Linked DNA regions of Mus musculus: all the other regions are linked to region 3. A link is a loop called in an ENCODE intact Hi-C map of the cell type or tissue named here. Cell type or tissue: heart. All regions are shown on one strand. Links, peaks and the distances in the headings refer to the core of each region. The heading gives the core; the rest is flanking DNA. Region 1 has its middle 12 kb from the start of Klhl5. Region 2 has its middle 17 kb from the start of Tmem156. Region 3 holds the start of Wdr19 (WD repeat domain 19).

Region 1 (7,123 bases), core at 979-5,978, 79 kb after region 3:
TAGGATGAATATACACATATTAAAGGGAATTCATTAGAAAAGTTTGCAGAATGTGATCTGGAAAGACTGGGAACCTGGGATTTATGCAGTCTACAAGGTTAGATGTCTCAGTAGTCTGTCTGGTGCTGGAGTGCGGGAGAGCTGCTGGTCTTCAGGCTATGCTGGAATCCAGAAATAGGCTCTAATACCAGTGAAGAAATACCAGAGCAAAGGGACAGAAAGACTTGGCAGCAAAAGTGAGGGCAAATACTCCCAAAGCAAACGGACTTTCTCCTATGTCCATTTATCTAGGCTGCTCTTCTGGCTTCAGAAAATCTGATCAAGAAAATCTTTCACAGCTGCGCTCAGAAGCCTGCCTTTTAGTTGATTCCATATATAGGCAAGTTGACAACTAAGACTAGCTATCACAAGTCTACCACTTGCCAAGTTGACACAAATCACATCTTATGCCATGATGATAAATTTCCAATGAAAACAGTAACAGGACATACTTTGCCTAGCATGACATGATGATTCATCCCATGAACAACGGCAGAGGCAGCATGTGCTTTAGAACAGGTAGCAAAGCCCCTTGAAGAATGCTTAGTCTTTCAGTCTCTCAAAACTTAAATATGGCAGTCAGCCATAGTGACACACCTTCAACTCCAGCACTCAGGAAACAGACCGACAGGTCTCTGTGAGTTCCAGGACAGCCAGGGCTACATAGTGAGAACCTGTCTCTAAACGACAACAACAAAACCCTCTTAAATATGATAATATAGACTTAAAACATTTAACCACTGATATTTTCTCTATTGATGTTACATTATACAATAAATAGAGGGGAAAAAAGAAATAAAGGAAAACACAAATATTGTCTTAATGTATGCATATATTCACAAATGTGTTTTTAACAAAACATAGAACAAACAGTCTCATGTCAGTTATAGCTTATTTCTGCTGGCCTTAGCTGGTATTTATAACTACCTTCCTCTACTGCCTGCTCTTCGCTTCCTCCACCCTTCACCTCAGCAGGTCTTGGCTCCTTCTCTGGAGAATAGAACAATGCCTTCATTCTGGAAGGATCCCTTTGCTGTTCTGCATGCATTACGTGGTAGTTTCCCACTGACTTTAATCACAGGACATGGTAGCACAACAGACACCCTAAAGGATCTCCTGTACTTCAGACACATCTTCCTTGCTTCAGTCACCTCCCCTAACACTGCTTACTCCTTTCTTAGCCTGTTGGCTTCCAGCATCAGAAGCTCAGAAGTGGCGGTGGGGGGGGGGGTGTTAGTTTCCTGTGCAATGGAATGTTTGTTTTACCTTCTGGAAGAAGTGCTCACCTGTCTGGAACCAAAACGTCTAGGCCAGCAGAAGTTAAGGTCACCGGAACAGGAAACAAAATTTTCCCAGTAGTCACTAGGGATGATAGTGAGCGGACCCATCCTTATTCCCATGCCTTGGTCCCAGGACCTATGAATCCTGGCCATGAGAGAAACTGTACCATATATCACACACTGATTCAGAACATATACTATCTTTTGGAGAACCATGCTTCATGCCAGGTTGCTGCCACCTTATTGCCCCTGTAAGTGAGTCATTAGAAGGTCATTCTGCCATTCTACCAAGGCAACTTTTTTAGGGTGTTAGGGAACACAGTAAGACCAGGGGATTCCATGAGCATGGCCCTAATGTCACACTTCTCTGGCTGTGGTCAGAAGTGATGCTATGTGGAATGCTAGGATAGCGGATAAAGCATTCTCTAAGTCCATAGATGGTGGTTTGGGCAGAGGCAGTACATGCAGGAAAGGCAAAGCCATAACAAGAATAAGCATCTATTCCAGGAAGGACTAAACATTGCCCTTCCCACAAAAGTTGTTCAATGTAGAAACCTTGCCAGTTGGTTGCAGGTTGGTCATCCTGGGGAATGGTGACATAGGGGCTCTGTGTTGGCCTCTGCTGCTGGTATATCTGGTACTCAAGAGCAGCTAGAGCCAAGTCAGCTTCGTTGAGCAGAAGCCCATGTTGTTGAGCCCATGTTTAACCTTCTGATTGGTGCCTGCACATTGTACAGAGCCAGCCGGGCCCTAGTCTTCTCTTCCTTAGTTAATCACGGTAGGGCACATCCCATGAGGCCATGGTGCATTCTTGGGAGCAGATGCATTGCATCAGGAGTAGAAGAGACATTTAGGAAGCTTCTTCATGTAGCTTGTTGGTGCCCTCAGAACCCACCTTGGCCCTATCATGTATATCACTTCCATTTGGTAATGGGTTGTTGCTGAGCACACCCTACTTTATGGCTTGGTGGGTCAGATAATACCCTAGCTCATGGTGGACAGCTTAGGTCTCATTGTCGAATGCTGTTTCTACAGCTCAATAGCTGGCTAAGAGCTGATCCTCAAATGGTTCCCTTCAGCAGACGGTGATAAAGCTTTGCTCCAAAATCCCAAGGGTCTCTGTTTTGATTCACCTATGGGGCTTGCCAGTGACTCTGAACAGCATTCCTATCTGCCTGTGACATGGCAGGTACCAGTAGGTCTCTTGGATGGAGCAGTCTGTACAACAGCCTGGGCCTGCTGAAGAGTCTTTTCCTGTTCCAGGCACCATCCATGGCTAGCAGCTTTCTGAGGCACTTAGTGTGTGCTGCCTCCAGAATCCAGAGAGACCCACTAAACACTGTGCTGCTTTCTTGGTGGTGGGAGGGGCCAAGTTTAACGACTTATCTTTCACCTTAGAAGGAACATCTCTGCATACCTCACAGCACTGGCCTTCTAGAAATTTGACAGAGGTGGAAGCCCCTGAGTTTTGGTTGGGTTTCTCTCCCATCCTCGAATGCACAAATGTGCAAGTCTAAAGTGGTTGCTACCTCCTGTTCACTTGGTTCCATCAGCAGATGGAGGAACTGTTTGGGGATGTTTATGTGGCACAATCTTGCTGGAGGAAGCACATCACTGGACTCGAGCTTTAGATTAAAAGGCCTGCATCATTTCCAGTTCACTTCCTCTGCTTCCTGCCTGTGGTCCAAGATGTGAGTTCCCAGCTTTCAGTTCCTGCCTGCCGATTGGTGCCACACCTCCCTGCCATGATAAATTCCTATTCCTCTGGAACCATAAGCCCAGAAAGATTTGTCATGGTATTCTATCACAGCAAAGAACAGAAACTAATACAACAGCCAAATGGATACATATGATAGGGATCTATAGTAGAACCAGCTTATCTTTAAAGATTAACTGATTTAAGAAATAAAAGCTTCATTATGTGCTTTTTGTTTTGCTGCAGGGCTGGGATTGAACCCAGGGCCTTGCACACACCAGGCAAATCCTCTGCTAATGGTCTGCATCCCCAGCCCTTGGTTTTTGACAAAACACCTTACCATGAAAGTGAAAGTGCCCTTCAACTTTCTGTGTAGCCTAAGGAGGCCCTAAACTCACAACTGTCCTCCTTCTTCCTCTCGTGTGCTGGAATTACAGGCCTGTGTCCAGATACCTTTGAAACCCCAAATTAAGATTAATATTACAGTGATAAATCACCCCTGTTAAAAATAATTGGGGGATATTTCTCATTTAATCAGTAAATAAAAAAATAAAATAAATATGAACTTTTAGTTCTAAGGGATTTGGTTTTATAAGCTCCCTGGCACATCAAAAGCTCAGCAGTTAAGAGCCCTGAGAGAGACTGAAAAACAAAGTGTGGCTTCATGGTTAGGCCCATCTAACAAGGGATTTACCCAAATAAAAGCACTGTAACACATAACTATAAGGTTAGGGTGGAAATGGAAGTGAAAGAAACTTTAACCTTAAAACTAAATTATGCCATCATGCCATATGATGCTGTCATATCCCATAATAGTTGCTCAATTACCAAAATTGCTTATTTAATACGTTTCCTATGACGATGACAGAAAGGATTATAGCTTTCAAAGCATCTATAATTCAGGAGCTGGTATTTAATTTAAAAGTTGCAATACAAGGGATGGAGAAATGGCTCAGTGGTTCAGAGCACGCAATGCTCTTCCAGAGGACTTGGGTTCAGTTCACAATGGCTCACTACCTCTGTCTGTAACTCCAGTTCCAGTGACCCAATGCCTTCTTCTGACCTTGTTAGGCATCAGGCTTTCAGTGTGGTACACACACATGTGTGCAGGCAAAACACCGATACACATAAAAATAAATGCATCACAAAGAATTGCAGAATAGTAGGATAAAGACACTCAAGGCATGCAGGAATAAACTAAGACAGTTGCCGAGGTCAGTGGTAGACTACTGGTCGATCTGAAGCCCTTAGTAGAGGGCAAGCTCCCTTACCAGCTGAAGCTGATGGCTAATGCTTTAAATGAAAACGTCAGCTATCATAAAGCTACATTTATGTGCCATTAATGACATTGTCTTAATTTGAATGTGTAAATGCACACTCATTCACTAGTCTTTTTGTATAGAACTAATGCCTTGCATTCAATATTCATCTCATACTGAGAGTGGTCTTATTGCATAAGCCGCATATGATCTATTATGTATGATTTTTACTTATGGTTTGTATAATGGAGAACTTAAAAGCATTTATGAAAGAATCTGAATACAGAACAACCTGGTCATTATGAAAAAAAAAATCTCATGTCAGACAATAAATTAAACTCAATGCTTCTTTAATGGAGACAATGCACTTAGTGATGTAGTCCATTTGTATTCTCGTCTGAGCACCTTATTCTTTTGACCAGGCAGCTTGTTCATGGTCTTTGACAGGGACAACTTGGGGCTTTGATGACTTTTCTCTTCATCATTTATAATTATCTAGCCTTCATTAAATTTGACAGCAAACTTCAAACAGCTCATTTATACTGAAACATCTCAAAGCACTCAACTTAATTTTTTTTATGGAATTCTCTTTACAGTCATTAATTTAGATGTTTACTGATGTTACCATTACTCTAACTTTGCAGCTACTAAAGACGAGCTTGTGAATGAACACAATCAGCTTAAGTGTGTACCCAACTGCGCGGCTAGGGGAGGAGGGTGTGCATCTACTCAGGAGCAGCCACAGGAGCCTGGTGATCCCTGGGCCCCCAGGATCCATGCACACGTTTCCTAGAGGTCAGTAGGCTGAAGCAGGGAGTCAGCTCAGACTGTTATTTTCTGACATTATCACTTAATGGTAGACAGAGTCTGGGTCGATAGCTAAACCAGTCACTTTGGGCAACTCACTCCCTTGTTTCTTAGTGTGACTACAACTGTCTCCTAAGCCTGTTGCCTAGAGTGCATGTGTGTGGGTAAGACATGACCTGTTGTAACACCTAGAGAACAGGCGTCCCCTCCCTATCTGACAGATGCAGCTGCTCAAGCGAGGCTGACTGGGCTCTGGTGAGTTGAGGGTTCCATGCTTTGGATTTCAAGTGGATTATGCTGCCACTTGCTTTGAAAACAGTGTCACTTGCTGCTCACAGCTACTCCATGGGCAGGTAGTTATAAACCCTACTGTGTAATCAGTCCTTGGCTACTCTGTGGGCTCTTCCTTCTTCCAGCCTTTTCTGCCCCTTTTCTTCCACCCTTTCAATCCCCCAACACAGAAAGGAGAGAAAAAAATGGCTAGAGGGAAAAGGGGCATCACTATCATTAGACCACTCCCTGTGTTCCATGAGGCAAGTTTGATCTTTGTTCTCAGGACATCTAATTTCTTCTTGTTTCCTCTTTGTACACAACTATTTAATAAACCACAACCCACAACAACTAACCTCTTGGGCCCTACTTATATACCCTTGGAAAAGTCCCCAGAATCCCAAACATCACACAATCACAGAAACTATCTGCAGCTGGCAAAGCATGCAGCCCTGTGAAGAGCACGAGGCAAATCATAGTCACCTGCTGTGGACAATCTGAAGCAGCCCCATATCCCGCACCTGGGATTAAAATGAAAACTATTCCCATAATGTTTCTGTTTTTAAAAGTTCTCAGTACACTACTATGCCAAAGATGGAGCAGACTCAGAGTATGACTGACTTGTTTAAGCTCTGTGTGCAGCAGAGGACACTAAACTGAACTGAAACTGTTTGCCAGTGCGATCAGGTTAAACTACCGGTAAACAAGGCAGTGTAGCCCTGGCTGCCCTGGCCTTGCTTTGTAGACCAGGCTGGTCTTGAATTCACCAAGATCTGCCTGCTTCTGCCTCCTAAGTGCTGGACTAAAGGCTTGTGCTGCCATGCCTGGCCTTAGTTCAAGTTTTTAAAGAAGAGGGAGAAAGAGGGAGAGAGAGACTAGTTTTCAACTGCTTGAAGAATGTATCACTTCTTAGACAAAAACACTTATGCAATTCCTCACAGTCGCAATTAAACAGGAAATGGCACTAATGTCCAAACACAAGTCCTCAACTTCTGTTACCGTCTTCCTCCCAGTTTTTGGTGTTTGCCTATGAAACAAAGTGTTCACCCATACATCAGACTAGTTTCCATTATCCGTCTGTCCTAATGTATGGTAGGAAAACAAAGATCAACTCACAGAACTGGCTGTTACGTATCCCACTCCCTTTTAAACTTGCCTAGAAAAAAAATCACAGCTGATACTATAATAACTGCTTAATTATAACAAAATATTTGGTTTTGAAAATACCCTTTTAAGGCAAGTGTGGCGACTCATGCTTCTAATACCAGCAGTTGGGAGGCTGAGGCAGGAGGACTGACATGAGTTCCATGTCAGTCTGTGCTTTGTCACCTAATGAATTTCAGATCAGCCAGGACTACAGAGTGAGATCCTATTTCAGAGGACGAACAAGTCTGTCAGCCAATCGTGGTTGTGCACTCCTTTAATCCCAGCACTCTGGAGGCAGAGGCAGGCGGATCTCTGTGAGTCTGAGGGCAGCCTGGTCTACAGAGTGAATTTCAGGGATCCAGAACCACACGGTGAGACAAGCAATCTAGCAGATGAAAAATAGCCTTTTATGGCTGGAGGTGTCGCTAAGAACATGTGCTTAGCACATGTGAGACCCTGAGTTCAGGTTTCAGCATTTGGAGAAGAAATCAGAAGAGTCCTGGGTAGCTGGTAAACGGAATGGGTTTCCTTGGCACACGCTTCTCTTAGTTTGCACATAGACACATTTGCAGGGCACAAGGATGGAAGCTGAGAGGCCACCTAGATGGAGAGAAACATGGCTAACT
Region 2 (7,123 bases), core at 1,450-6,449, 91 kb after region 3:
ACGGTGCATTGACAAAATGCTAGGCTTGGATAAACTGCCAAAGTTCTAGCTTCAACCCTGTGAACTCTTAGATTAAAGCGCCCTTGTAAGAGCAAAACAGAGAAAGGCTAGTCAATAGAGAATCAGAGCAATGGCATGAACATGCAGAGAGAAGCTGGAAAGAAACCACACAGAGAAAGCAGCCCTGCTCTTTACTATCAGCGATGCCAAGGGCCTTGAGGCCCAACTGGGTTTCTGGTCTCTGACATCAACACAAAGCTACATTACTGCTAACAAAACATTCTGGTTGCTTAGACTAGTTCAAGTAATTTTATATAACTTGTTAGGAAATGAACCTTAAGAGCAAAACAAAGAAAGAGGAATACAGTGTTTGTGTGTGTGTGTGTGTGTGTGTGTGTGTGTGTGTGTGTGTGTTACACTCCAAAATTTGTTAATGCCGCCTTAAAAAGAAGGAGAGAACTCAAATTATAGCAATTTTCTTTTGGCATTAGAATCTCTCATTCACTATTTTATTTTCAGAAGACCTAACAGTGCCTTATACACATTTAACAAATGTTTATTGAATGGACATACAATTCAAAATGAAACTCACTTGATCAAAATAGTACATCTAATTGTGGGGTTTTTCAATAGCATTTCATTTCAAATTAAGATGTTCTTTATAATCCTCATTACCACAATTCTGTCTAAACACGCACACTCACACAGAAATGCTGTTTTCCAGTTTTTAAAATAGAAGACTGAAAACCATGGTGGGTCCAGCTTATTCAGATCCTGTGTTGACTCTCAGGGTTATGAAGTCTGCTCAGTAGAGTGGTCATTAAGACTGTTCACAGACCGTGCCAGGTCTCTTCCTTCTGGAGCAGGGTAAGGTAGCATTTCCCTACTTCTTTGAAGTTAGGTATAGCTATGAGTTATGTGGTCACTTCCAATGGGAGCCTTGAAGAGCCACTGTGCTGTTATTACCCAGCACATCCTTTCCTCTCTCCTCCCAAGTGTGGAAGAATGTGCTGAGATGCAGCCTAACAGCCTGGGGTCAAGTGACCCCCTGAAACAGAGCTCGCATGCTGACCCTCACCAGACATACAGTAGGACAGAGATAAACCTTTGCTGACTTAAGCCACTAGGACGTGAGGATCTTCTGTGACCACAGCCTAACCTATTCTGTTTGATACTCAGCAAACATCTTTTTTTCACAAACAGGGTGAAGAGAATAAATAGCATTGGCTCTCAATTTTTCAGAACGGTAACATTTTGTATACAGGTGCCCCTCCCCGCCCCCACCAAAAAATGTTTGTATAGGAGTATTGTACTCCCTTAGGTCAGCTCCAGATAAAATTTCAAACCAATTCCTCATCCTCTCAGCCCTCACTGCCTGACTTCTGAAACCTAGGATGGAAGACTATCTGGATAAGATGTGAGTCTTGGCAATCCAAACTCTTGCCTCCTGTTCTCATTTGCATCCTTCAGGCTGTTTTACTACCAGTAAATTCTCAGCATATATCCCACGAATGAACTGTTTGCTATAACCACACTAGTCTTATAAACTAGAATATAGATCCAAAAGGCTCATAAACTTGCTGGAAATAGCCCCAAACACTAATAAGTTCAATTATAGTTTTTGGATTTGTTGCTGTTATTGTTTTGTTCCAGATCTCTCTCTCCTTTTTGTTTTGTTTTGAGACAGGGTCTCAAATCTCACTATGTTACCTTGGATGGTCTGAAACTTGCTATTTAGGCCAGGCTGGTCTTGAACTTATAGAAATCTGGATACCTCTGTCTCCAGAATGCTAGGATGAAAGGCCTGGACCACCACATCTAGCTCTTTTGCTCTTTCTACTTGTGGCATGTTTTCTGAGATCTTTGATAGCTACAGAATGTAGGGTTATACAGGAAACTAATAGTACAAATAATGTTTGTGATAAGATAGCATGCAAATCACATATTTATATTCACTAGTAATTCAAGGATTTTTACTTGCCTAAACCTAATTCTAGTTCTCAAAGAGTAAACATTCTGAAGCATGAATGGAAAGGCCTATAGGTCATGTGGTCCAAGAGGCAACTTGCTGAACATCTAACGGAGTATGTGTATAGCCTCTTCCTTTGATGTATACAGTGTTAAAACCCTGACTTCTGGATTAGCTTCATTTTGGCCCTTACCAAATTCACTAACTTCAAACACTTTGCTCTCCAGTTCTTATCGGTTCTCAAGCTGTAAGAAAATATCCATAAAGGACTGCTTTATTACATTTGGAATCGGTCACAACATGTATTCTTCCATCAATCAATTTTACAGCAGTATGGTTAAAAAAAAAAAAAAACTTTCAAGAAACTCTGGGGAAAAATAAAGCATCTATCTAAATCCAGATATCTCGAGTTCATCTGAGCTCAGAATCTTTTCCCATCTCCCCTTGTCTTGGAGCTGGGACAAAGAGAACCTTGTGTAGAGCAGACAAGTAAGTCCCTCGCCACCGAGCACAGCTTGGGAAATACTAGTTCAGATCATCACAACCAGGAATTCACAGAACATATACTTCTAATTTCAACATGCCCTGTGTTAAGAACACTTTTTGGGTGGGTGGGTGTCTGTGTGCATACACGCTTGTGCACGCGTGTGCGAGCCCGAAAAAATTTATGATTTTCTGTTGGGAATCTTTTAAAAATGTCAGCTTAATGTCACCATCTCTCTTCCTTTTCTCAGGGCCCATAAAAAGCTGTTTCTGTCAGGCCTCATTACTAGAAAATGCCTTGCTTATGCAGAAGAACTGACTTTTTAAACTGTGGAATCATAAACATGTGGTAGCTTACTGTGTTTCTTTCCTGGCTCTAAGGACGTTCAAAACCCAAACCAAGCCTCACGTGTAGCACAGGACCCGAGGGCAAGCATTGTCTATTCCCTCCCAGCCTGGCTTTCTCCTCAATCTCAATATTCTCATCTAGTTTGTTTAACTATATTGTACACATCGACCCAAAACTGCTTCAAATATCTGGATATACATACTCTCTGTGAGTATCTATGTTCGTCTTCTTTTTCCTACAACTTTGTATCTACTTCTCTGTCCTTGTCACAAAAATATTAGTGTCTTCGCCTTTACCTAAAAGTGTTTTACATAAATCCCCATATGGAACATAAACATTCATTACAGGTAGTTAAACCTGTAAATGCTGAAAGTAAGAGGAAAAAAAAAGTTGTGAGTCCCGTCCCCCCGCCCCAACAGCGATCTAATTAATAATAAAAAGCCTTATTAAACTGTTTATTAACAGGAAGATTTATTACACTCCTTCCTAACAGAAAGGAGAATTAACATTTATTGTGCATCGGTAAAACTGGCAGATACATAGTATAGCAGTTCCATTTTCAAAACAAAGTTGGAGGGCATCTGCCAGCGCATAATTCCTGAGCCATGCAGAAGAAATTGACCTCTCATGACGGTGGAAGGGGAGTGGGGATACACTCTGTATATCCCTTTTAGTAAAAGTCTCAAAACTCAGATGAGATAGTCATAATGGCAACCATGTAGAGTCTCTGACAGCCAAGTTCCCCCAGCAGCTTCTAATTGCGGAACACGCACTGAAGCAACTGTCTAAATGCCAAAGTTGTGACCAGTCAAAACCAAACCCAGGAAACTACAATCATATTCTCTATTTTTGAGGTTAAGGCCATTACTTAAAAACGTTAACAAGGTGTGTATGTTGTAGGGGATCCGAAATAGTTTCCAGCGTGTATGTTTTATTCTTGGGAACAATTCTGGAGAGCAGCACTCGCTCCACCCGCCGGGCCATCTCAGTGCCGCGTGGAGAACTTTGGGCAACTCCAGGGCGGCAGGGCCGCGTTCCGGGGAAGGGGGTGGGGGTGAGGGGGAAACCGGGTTCGAGTCCCGGTTGCAGCTCAAAAGCCCCCAGCCCGGGCCGGCTCCTAAGGTGGGCAAGTCACCCTGGCCAGCGAGTCCTCGGACCCGGAAGGGTCGCATGTATGTTGGGAGCTGGCCTTAGCCCACCGCGCCGAGGAGGAAGTCGCACTTACCGCGGGGGGTCAGGAGGGAGGCCCGGGGTCACCGTGGCGCGGGGCGGCGGGCGGGGAGGCTGCGCGGGGCGCGGGTGGGCGCGCCCAGCGGAGGGATGCTCGGCCCCGCGCGCGCCCCCAGCCCCTTCCCCACAGCGTCGCCCCGCGCAGCGGCCCTCCCGGGCCGAGCCACTCCTCTCCGTCAGGCGACGCCAGGCCAGGAGTCAAACTTGTCCCGCAGCCCCTGAGGGGGCGGGCGGGCACGCGCGCGGGAGTGAGTGGGGGTCGGGCACACGCTCGCCGGTTAGTCCCGGCGCGGCCGCCCCGCCCCACGACAGCAGACCCCGCCCACCACCGAGTCCCGCCCGCTCCGCCCAGGGTGCTAAGCTCCGCCCCCTCGCAGCTGGGTCCAAAGACCGAGAATTCCGTTCTCCAGAAGGGGACAGGTCCCGGCTGGGAGAGCCGGGGCACCGGGGACATCCTCATACTGGGCGGGGCTCCGGCGAGGGGGCGGGGGGCAGGCAGAGCGTACTCTATGGAGCTCAGAATGGGCCAACCCCTAGAAACTGGGAGCAGGGGAATTCTTGGGGATGGGAAGTGAGGGAGAGTTCCCTCTGCAGGACCGGAAGGCGACCAGAGGGAGATGGCTTCTATGTCTCAGCTTACGGGGGAAATCAGCAAAAGTCAACCTTGGCCAGCGCCTGAAACCTTTCTTCTTGCAGAAGTCTGATAAGTGTGCTGAGTAGTGGGTTTGTGCCGTAGAAGTTATGGTGTGCAGACCCTGTGGTTGTTTTACCATGCTGGGATATAATTTACTCCTGTATACAACATGTAACTGCTCTATACTCACTGCTGAGAAAACCAGTCATCTATCCAATACCTGTGGGTCAAGCACCAAACTGTGACACTTTGTTACCTCATCGATAGTAAGAAACATCTATGACCCCTAGGTAGAAGGAAGGAAGGAGGGTCTCCAGTGCTTTCTTCCGTGAGTCAGTCATATGTGGGTGAGGGGCCTAGCTGAACTTGGTTCTTAAAGTAATTCATGTATTCAGTGTGTGTGTGTGTGTGTGTGTGTTTGTGTGTACACTTGGTGCTTGCGATTTTTACATGGCTGTCCCTCTTCCGTGGTGGTGAACTGTGGCTATTGCCCCAAAATATCATTTGCCCACCAAGGAGGTCTTCAATATGTCTTCATAATAAAAACCCAGTGGGAAGTAGTTGTCCTAAAGACTAATAGTGGAATAATATAACCTAATTGTGGTTAAGCTTGGCTTAGTTGGGAGATCTGTTTAAGGATGTTTGTGAACTGAGGAAATGTTTCGGAAAAAGCAACAATGCAACACTCTGAAGCACGGACAATTCCAAGAGAAAGAGATAGAATCACTTAAGGCTGTTACAATCGGGAGATAGATACATCAAGATACATACAAACCTATGGCGCTGTCTAGGATCGCAAAGCACAAGATAGCTTTTATCAGGGGCAGTGGAACAGGCACTCCACATGCAGTGACACCTACACACGAAACCCCATTGTCTTTAATTATAGAACGCAATGTATATAAACCCACAGCCTGCGTTTGTGGAATTTGGAACTACTCTGAGGGTTGATTCTTGTTTTCAGCCTCAGTGTTTGTGTACTTTAACAGTGAATCGGATACAACAAAGAAAGCGGACCCCAATTTAGGACAGGCACCCTCACATCCCACTTCTTCTCCCGTGCTACTTGTTCTATGCTGGAGTCTTTCTCACTAGACTTTCTAGCTGATTCTGATTTTCATTTTTTCTTTTTTTTTTTTTTTTTTTTTTTGGTTTTCCGAGACAGGGTTTCTCTACATAGCCCTGGCTGTCCTGGAACTCACTTTGTAGACCAGGCTGGGCTCGAACTCAGAAATCTGCCTGCCTCTGCCTCCCAAGTGCTGGGATTAAAGGCGTGCGCCACCACGCCCGGCTTGATTCTGATTTTCTAATTATTAGTTCCATCACTCCAGCAAAAGCCATCCACACATCCTTTGCAGTCATGATCACTAACACTAGCCTGGCTGGGCTACTCTCACTTGCTCTTTTAGCTGTCCCCAACACATTCTCTGTGTGTCCACACACCAAGGGTCCCTTATGTGGCATGCTGTTAGCCCTTCACACAGCTGGCTGGCTCCTTCTTCCTTGTCACCTATGGATGTCTTCAGTCCTTGTTCAGTACCTCACTTTTCAGCACTAAGCACTCAGTGCCTTCCATCTCTGGTTCCCTAAGCTCATTTGAATGTAAGTCCTGTGAGCTAGAACGTTGCTTATTTAGAACGCTGCTACATCTCTCTGTCTGTTGTTTACCATGTTCATCACAGAGAAGGTGCGTAACAACTATGTTTTTAGTAGAAGAATGAGTCCACACTGGAGAAATAGCTTATATCCCTTTTTATAACTATCGGAGACTTATGACCTGCCTAGGTAATAAGATTGTAGTATCTGGGCCAGGCGTGGTGGCGCATGCCTTTAATCCCAGCATTGGGGAGGCAGAGGCAGGTGGATTTCTGAGTTCCAGGCTAGCCTGGTCTACAGAGTGAGTTCCAGCACAGCCAGGGCTATACAGAGAAACCCTGTCTCAAAAAAAACAAATATTGTAGTATCTGACTTGGTTGTCATACTTTTCTAGTTTTTCTCATAGTAACCCTGAAGAACAATATGGAGTTAAAACTGCAAAACTGAAGTGCAGTGGTTATGAGATGGAAAGAACAGTGAAAACAATGTCATTCCACAGAATCAGAAAGCAGCGATAGATCAATAAAAGCCCAGATATTTGTCCCTGAAATAAAACCATATAAGAACGACTAGAAGTGGAATAGTTGAACTTAGAATCTTATTGCTGATAACTGAGACAATGTTAATGCAGTGTCCTTTGTAAGTGCTCAAAACATTTTAGTCGATAATAATTATAAAATTGAGGTTAATTGTTGATGCTCAAAAAAAAAATGACTCCAAATGAAAACCTCAAAAGCAATCTCAGAGATGGACAGGTTTTTTTTCCTAGTCAAAGCAGTTCCATGAAGATACAGAAATGCTAAGACACACATTCTACCAAGGTCTCAAACTTGGGAGGAAGAACTGGCCCAGCAAGCTGGCT
Region 3 (7,123 bases), core at 1,457-6,456:
ATTTCACTTCTTTTTTGGCCATGGCGATCAAAGATTTTAACAATATAATCAGCTCTGAAATCAAGCAGAATAAAGAAGTTATTTCAATGTTGCTCTTATTTATCCATGCATTTAAAAATTAGGCTCCATCTCAGTTGATGTGAGTGTTCTCTCTTGGTAGTTCTATAATCTGTATTTTTAAAAAGTTATGACTGAGGAAAATACTCTTTAAGGTATGATATTAATGGGAGTGAATATTTCTTTCTACTACAGATGATCACACAAGAATTCACACGGAAGAGACAGTATGGGCACAGGTTAGGTGTGGACACATACACACATAGCCACTATTTCAAACAGCCACTCTTTTCTTACCCTGTTACTGCAAGGTAGTTTCCTGATGATTTTTGCCAGGCAAATTGTATCGGAGCACCAAGCCAAGACTTTTCTAGCAGGGAGAAAACACGCTAAAAAAATAAACAAATAAACACAAGTTTTACATTTTTAAAAAGATGATGTGTTGGTCAGAAAAATATGTCAAAGTTTAATCATGCAGATATGCAGAAAGCAGAATGAGTGATAATGTTTATTCAAAAACAAATAAATAAATAAATAAATAGCTAAATAACAGCGTGGGCCAGGCATGGTGGCTTACACCTTTAATCCCTGCACTTGACAGATAGAGGGATCTCTGTGACATTCAGGGCAGCCTGGTTCACACAGTGAGTTACAGGCCAGCCAGGGACACAGAGTAAGACCCTGTTTCCAAACAAACAAACAAACAAACAAACAAATTAATGATAACTGAACAAAACAAAATCAACATCAGTCAAAGGTAAGTAGTTGGTGCAGCAGGATACAACCTGGGAGCATCTGGGAAGAGAGGCTCAGCAAGGGACTTTCTACGCTGGGTTAGCCTACCTTAAGGTACTTGACTTGGGAAGAGCTACCGTAGGAGGCACCATTCCCTAGGCAGTGGGTCCTGCGTTATATAAGAGAAATGATCTGAGGCCAAGCAAGCAGGAATGCATGCATTTATTTCTCTGTATGTGTGACTGGGGATGTCATGTGACTAGCTCCTTCATGTGCCCACCACGGTGCCCCCTTGCTTGATGGACTGTAACCAGGAACTGAAAACTGAAATAACCCTTCTCCCCTCTGTTGTTTCTGTCAGGTAACTTTATCACAGCAACAGAATGAAACTAGAACAGACTTCAAGGCAAAAGAGAGATTATCAGAGAACTCTTTTTGTTCTTCTGTTTGACTGGTTTGAGACAGGGTCTCAATATGTAGCTTTGTATGGGACTTGCTATTTAGAGCAGGCTGGCCTCAAACTCATAAAGATCCACCTGCCTTTGTCATCTGGGTTCTGGTATTAAAGTGTATGCTTTTTAAATGTCTTCAATTATTAACTTTATAAAAACATGCCACAGTGCTTTATGCATGCCGAAAGAATTTAAACATGAATTTATTAAATGTGACACAGATTTGGGGGACTACGTTGAACAAAATTACTATTTAAAAAGCTTGGATAGACCTAAGATGCTTACAGTCCCTTTAAAATTATCTTCATTTACTCACTACTTAAACCTACTTCTTTGTCACATATTTACATTGCATATTTGCTGGGCAATATGTCACTTGGGAAAACTTTACATTGATTCAACCTACTGAGGTCCTCATATCTGCATTAGTTGTAACTCTATATGTCAGATTTCAAAGACTATTAGAAACACAAATGATAGCATGGATAATTTGTTTGTTTTCAGATAAGGTCTCTTTATATAGCCCTGGCTGCCCTGAAACTCACTATATAGATAGGACTAAGCTCAAACTCACAGAGATCCACCTGCCTCTAGCCCCAGAGTGCTGGGATTAAAGGCGTGGGCTGATTCATTGCTACCAATGAATGCTGGCTTTATTGGTATTTTTTCTGTTAGATGCTGATACAAATTTTGGAGATACTCGGCAAAACAAACTGTATTATCACAATGTTATTTGTTTTTTTTAAACAATTTTATTGTTGTTATAAGTTAAAAATTTGAAATTTCATTGACTTATATTATTCTTATATCAGACTGCTACATTCTAGAATACTCAGGAACATGACCCTAGATGAAAAATATTAGTTTTAAATACTGTAGATTAATCAAGCACACCCTTATCTAGGTAGATGCAGCTTAGATACTGTAGCTGAAGACTTGAATCTGAGTGACAACACAACTCCTCCAATGCTATCTGAATAAATGCCCATCTCCCGAAAGCCTGTGTCCTGGAATCGCAACTTAAGATAGAGGTGCGCTATGATGCCAAGCACACACAGGTTTTTTCCAGCACGTACACTCACTCAACGTATTCTAGACCATCTTACTTCTGCGAGTTTGGGAATACATCGTCCTTAAACCTGATTCTATTCCTTTCATGGCAGATCTGTCTTGGGCTGTAATCTTACAGGTTAGTTTTCTTCCACAGAGTTATATCGGTTCTAGGTACAACTCAGATAAAAGTTACAGCTTTCCTAGAACAGCAAAAAGGTTTGCTTGTTGCAGGTCACGGTTAACTTAACTGTAAAGAGAATAGTATTTACTCCTTTCCGACACACCAGAAAGTGAATCATGCAAAGTTATCTGCCAATTCCAATGGACACACAAGAGCTACAGTGAAGCTTTAGGAAAGCTGAAACCATTTTAAACTCGGTGTTTCCATTTCTTTGTCAGAGCAGTGCGGGGGTAAGTACCTCTGAGGTAAATCACAGGAGTGCAGCGGCTGCCCCTGTGGAATTCACAACAAACCCAATCAGAAAACCTGCGTGCAGTGGAGGACGCACACAGGTGTGCAGATTTCTCCATCATGTGTTCTAGCGACCAGGGCTCTGCATACCGGACAGGTCACAGGCCAAGTAATTCTTGATGACTGTTTTAGAGACTTTTGATTCTCCCTAGGGCTCTGGGCCAGTGGCTTGGTTTGCCCAGGATTAAGCTACAAGAAATCGGTAGCGATACCGGTAGTTCGGGCGTACTCAGATCAGGCTTCTACCAGATTCCAGAGGGCACAGGCCTCCCTCAGCCCGCTCTCCAGAGCTTCCTTTCCCTGCATCCTTACAAGCCCATCATCCCCTCCCGCCCGCTCCCGGAGCTCATTCCTCTATCCTCAGCACTTCCGCGGAGGGACAGGGACACAAACTCCTCAGAGTCGCGCTCCGAGAGTTTAGGAAATACAGAGGCTGCCACATCTTCTCAATCCGCTGGCACTTGTAAGTTATTTACCTTCATTTCAAAGGCTCCAGCGACACCCCCGTTCTTGTAAGTGCGCAGGCGCAACAGAACACCCCCGCCCCGCTACCGCGTTCTCGTCACCCAGGAGACCGTGCAAACAGCGACCAATCAGCGAGCGTGGGGCGGAGCTGCCCCCGGAGCCCTCCTTTGAGAGAGATGGGCAGGGTGGGTAGAGTCACGTGATGGAGGTGGAGCTAAGCTCCGGGAAGTTGAATGCTACGAGGGCTGGTCAACTTCCTGCCTGAGCTCTGATTGGGTGAGGCTGCGAGGCAGGCGGGCCCTATGGACAGAAAGGGTCTTGAGCTATGTGAGCAGAAACCACTGGCCTAGGAGCGGTTGTAAAGGAATTCCGGGGGGAAAAAAGCTGGACCCAGAGGTTGGCAAGTAGGAGGCAGGAATTGGCTCATGAGCCAGACGGCTTCTACAAGATCCACTTGTAAAAAAGGCTTGGAGAAACTAATGTATCATTCCTCATTTTTTTTTCTTGCAGGGTTTTTATTTTTGATTTTGCCCTAACGGAGGTGAGGTATGAGGAGTCGTTTTCTTTCAGGACCATTAAGACAATTTTAGCTAGTGTGATCGGGGAGGAATAGTTGAAAAAAATAAAGAAAAGAACTCGCCTGTAGTATTTGAGCCTGGTAAACAAGAAGTTTAGCGGAAGCTAAGCATTAAAAGTTGGCTGGAGGGAGGGAGTGGGATTCTGCACAGTAGCTAAGGTTGGCTAGCTGGGCATCATCACCTCGGGTTCCTAGAATAGAGTTGGGTAATTTTTCACAGCGACTCTCGTCCATGAGATAAAATTGTAGTCAAACCTAAAATGGCCTCAGCAAGAATACAAGATGGAGAAACTTCTGCATTGTCTTGCTCTGTCACAATAGTAACAGGCTAATCAAAAACAAACAAAAAAAAAACAAAAAACCTACATGGTTGCATCAGTAGCTATAATAACAAAGCATTTGACAAAACTGAACATAAAACAAACCCTCAAAATTCTCAAAAAACAAAACCCAACAAGAAAAAGCAAGACAACAAAACCCTGTACCATAGAAATTGTAAACAGTATCTCCAAATAGCCTAAGGCTGATGTACTTAATGCTAAGAATCTTGAAAGTAGTCCCATTAGGAACAAGGCAGGGATGTCCCCTCTTGTGACTCTTTCTCAATTCTGGTGGAAGTCCTAGTTAATGCAATAAGGAGAGAAAAAGAAGCATACTGATTGAGGAAGGAGGTGGGAAAACTGCAGATGACATGACTGAGAGTGTACAGAATCAGTAGAAGAGAGGGAGGGATGTGGGGTAGAGGTAGAGCTAATTATACCAAGCCTCCAGGATACAATCTTAATACACAAAGAGTAGTCACACCCCTCCATATCAGTAATAAGCAGATTTGAAATAAAAGAGCAGTGCCATTTTCATGAGTACCTCTCAAAATGGAATGCAGCTACAAGTCTAGCAACGTATATACATAATGGGTGTGAACAACAGTACAGAACCGAAGATAGATATTAAAAGAGTTCAGAGGGCTGTGAGGTGGCTCAGTGGGGGAGGGTCCTCTTTGCCCAGCTTGACGACTTAATCCCCAGGAAACAGCACAATGCCAGCATAATGTGGAAGGAGAGAAGCAATGACCACAAGTTGTCCTCTGACACAATGGCACACGTGCCAGCACGTATAAGTAAGTGTCATGAGAACAATTTAAAAGGACTATAAAGGAGAGACACCCCACGCTCATGAATCGTAAGAGTCAGGATTGTAAGATAACAGTTTCCCTCCAGTTGGTCTGTAGCTTTAGTGGAACTACGAGATCCCAATCGGTTCACTAACAACTGGATTCTGAAGTCCACAGGGAGACGCAGATGGTGCAGAATAGGAACGCGTCGCTGCTGGGATCACTTTAAGTTTTTAAATGGGTACAGCTACAAATAGCCACTCCATTATTAATTATTTTCAATGGACCAACAAGATAGATAAAGACATTTTCTGCCAACTTCGATCCCAGGTCCCATATGGTAGAAAGAGAGAGCTGACTTCTGCAAGCTGCCCTCTGAACTCCACACATATGCCCTGCACATATTCCTCACTGTAAGTACACAAAGTAAATGTAAAAGAAAAAATTTTGAGTGTGTTTAAGACTAAGTGATAAGGATGATAGAAGAGACAAACACATCCCAGGAAAGATCCAAAAAGATTTAGTCAACTGATCTTTGACAAAGAGCAAGGTCCGAACAGTGTGGCAGCAGGAGTGTCTTCCCAACACAAGGTGCTGGAACAACTGTATGTCCACATGCAAGAGAATCTGAAAAAAGTCTCTCACAAAAATTACTTGAAATCAACTGCAGACCAAATGAAAGATGCTAAATTGGAAATAAGACAATTGTGGTGGTTTGCATATGCTTGGCCCATGGGAAGTGGCACTCTTAGGCTTTGTTGGAATAGATGTGGCCTTGATGGAGGAAATGTGTCACTGTGTAGGTGAGCTTGGAGGTCTCCTAGTGCTCAAGCTCTGCCCAGTGCGGAAGAGAGTCTCCTCCTGGCTGTCTTTGGATCAAGATATAGAGCCCTTGGCTTCTCCAGCACCAGGTCTGCCTGCATGATGCCATGTGACTAAACCTCTGAAACTGTAGCCAGCTCCAGTGAAATGTTTGCCTTTATAAGAGTTGCCTCGGTCATGGTGTCTCTTCACAGCAATAGAAACTTAACTAAGGCCGGTATAGAAGAAAGTCTTAAGTGATCTTGGGTTTGGTGATTACTTTTAAACTGTAGTAAAGAACAGTCCATAGGGGAAAGGATAGATACATGGAACTAAATTAAAACTAAAAGCATGGCCAGGGCATGGCTCAGGGAGTGTGGGCACTTGCTGCCAATACTGACATTTTCAGTTCAATTCCAATACTACATTGTGGATGGAGAGAACCGAGTCCTGAGAGCTGTCCTCTGGCCTCCAAGTGCACACATGTGCAAAAGACAAGCCTAACCAAAGACCGACTCAAAAGACAACTTTAAAACCAAACAAGAAAACAAAGATTTTGAAATATGCATAAAACATGTCTGACCAAACTCCTAGCCAGAAGGACTCTGCAGATGACAAGCGGTTTCTTTGGAGGATAGTTTGGCAGTTCCCTACCAAGCTAAGGGTGCTTTTGCCATGTGACCCAGGACTTGTATTCCTTGTATCTACCCAAACAAAATGAAAACATACCATACAAAACTCAGACGTGGGCATTTATAACAACTTCAGTCAGAGTTGTTAAAATTTGGAAGAAACCAAGGCCTTCTTCAGGAGGTGAATGGATAGGTAACCCATCGACTTGAGGACCGCCACATAACAACTCAAACAGATGAAGAGAAAGAAGCTGCTGACAAGAAGAGATTGCATTGCTGGGCTGTGGTGGCACACAACTTTAATCCTAGCACCCAGGAGGTAGGGGCAGGCAGATATCTGAATTGGAGATCAGACTGGTCTACAGAGTGAGTTCCAGGACAGGAACTCTCTCTTGAACCAAAACAGAAAAAAAGAGACAGATTATAAGACTCCATTCAGTGGTCAATTCTGTAGATAGAAAACCAGCAGTGTGTGTTTTTGAAATGTGATGAAAATTTTAGGCTATTACATGGTGGTAATGGTTATGCAACTCTGTGACTCTTGTGTATTGTACACTTCAAGATGATGGATTTAGTGGTGTATACATTTCATCTCAAATCAACTTTAAAAAACTGACCGGTGGACTTCATAAAACCTAAGGAGAGAGAATTCTAAGGTCTAAGCAGCAAACTTGGGTTTTCATTTGTAAAACTATAATGGTTACAAATTAGTAGCACTTTTGCTCAGTAAAACTGTAGTTACTCCAGTTGATATATTGTGTTAGAGAG

What was found. A loop is a pair of places that touch in the nucleus more often than their neighbours do. Peaks named below come from ENCODE experiments on the same cell type or tissue, not always from the same donor. Only the 100,000 strongest peaks of a DNase experiment are listed, where the experiment ranks them.
Region 1: it touches region 3 in a loop (5-fold over the local background); 4 of 42 quality-filtered maps call a loop at or near these places.
Region 2: a loop joins it to region 3, with 2.2 times the contacts of the local background. A loop is called at or near these places in 2 of 42 quality-filtered maps.

What each region holds. Positions count from the first base shown.
Region 1 is chr5:65,115,942-65,123,064 of GRCm38, reverse strand. It overlaps a transcript of Klhl5 not described here. Among named protein-coding and RNA genes, the nearest start is that of Klhl5, 12 kb to the left of the region's middle. In heart, for the core only: no CTCF peak of the experiment used is centred there; a DNase peak (open chromatin) is centred at 2,974.
Region 2 is chr5:65,104,765-65,111,887 of GRCm38, reverse strand. It overlaps a transcript of Klhl5 not described here. Among named protein-coding and RNA genes, the nearest start is that of Tmem156, 17 kb to the right of the region's middle. In heart, for the core only: no CTCF peak of the experiment used is centred there; DNase peaks (open chromatin) are centred at 3,587, 3,857 and 4,457; H3K4me3 peaks cover 2,129 bases; H3K27ac peaks cover 1,761 bases.
Region 3 is chr5:65,195,883-65,203,005 of GRCm38, reverse strand. It overlaps Wdr19 (WD repeat domain 19), which reads right to left and starts at 3,310. Exons shown (of 37, transcript NM_153391.2): 1 at 3,246-3,310; 2 at 355-446; 3 at 1-54. The coding sequence starts at 3,251. In heart, for the core only: no CTCF peak of the experiment used is centred there; a DNase peak (open chromatin) is centred at 3,415; H3K4me3 peaks cover 1,703 bases; H3K27ac peaks cover 1,692 bases.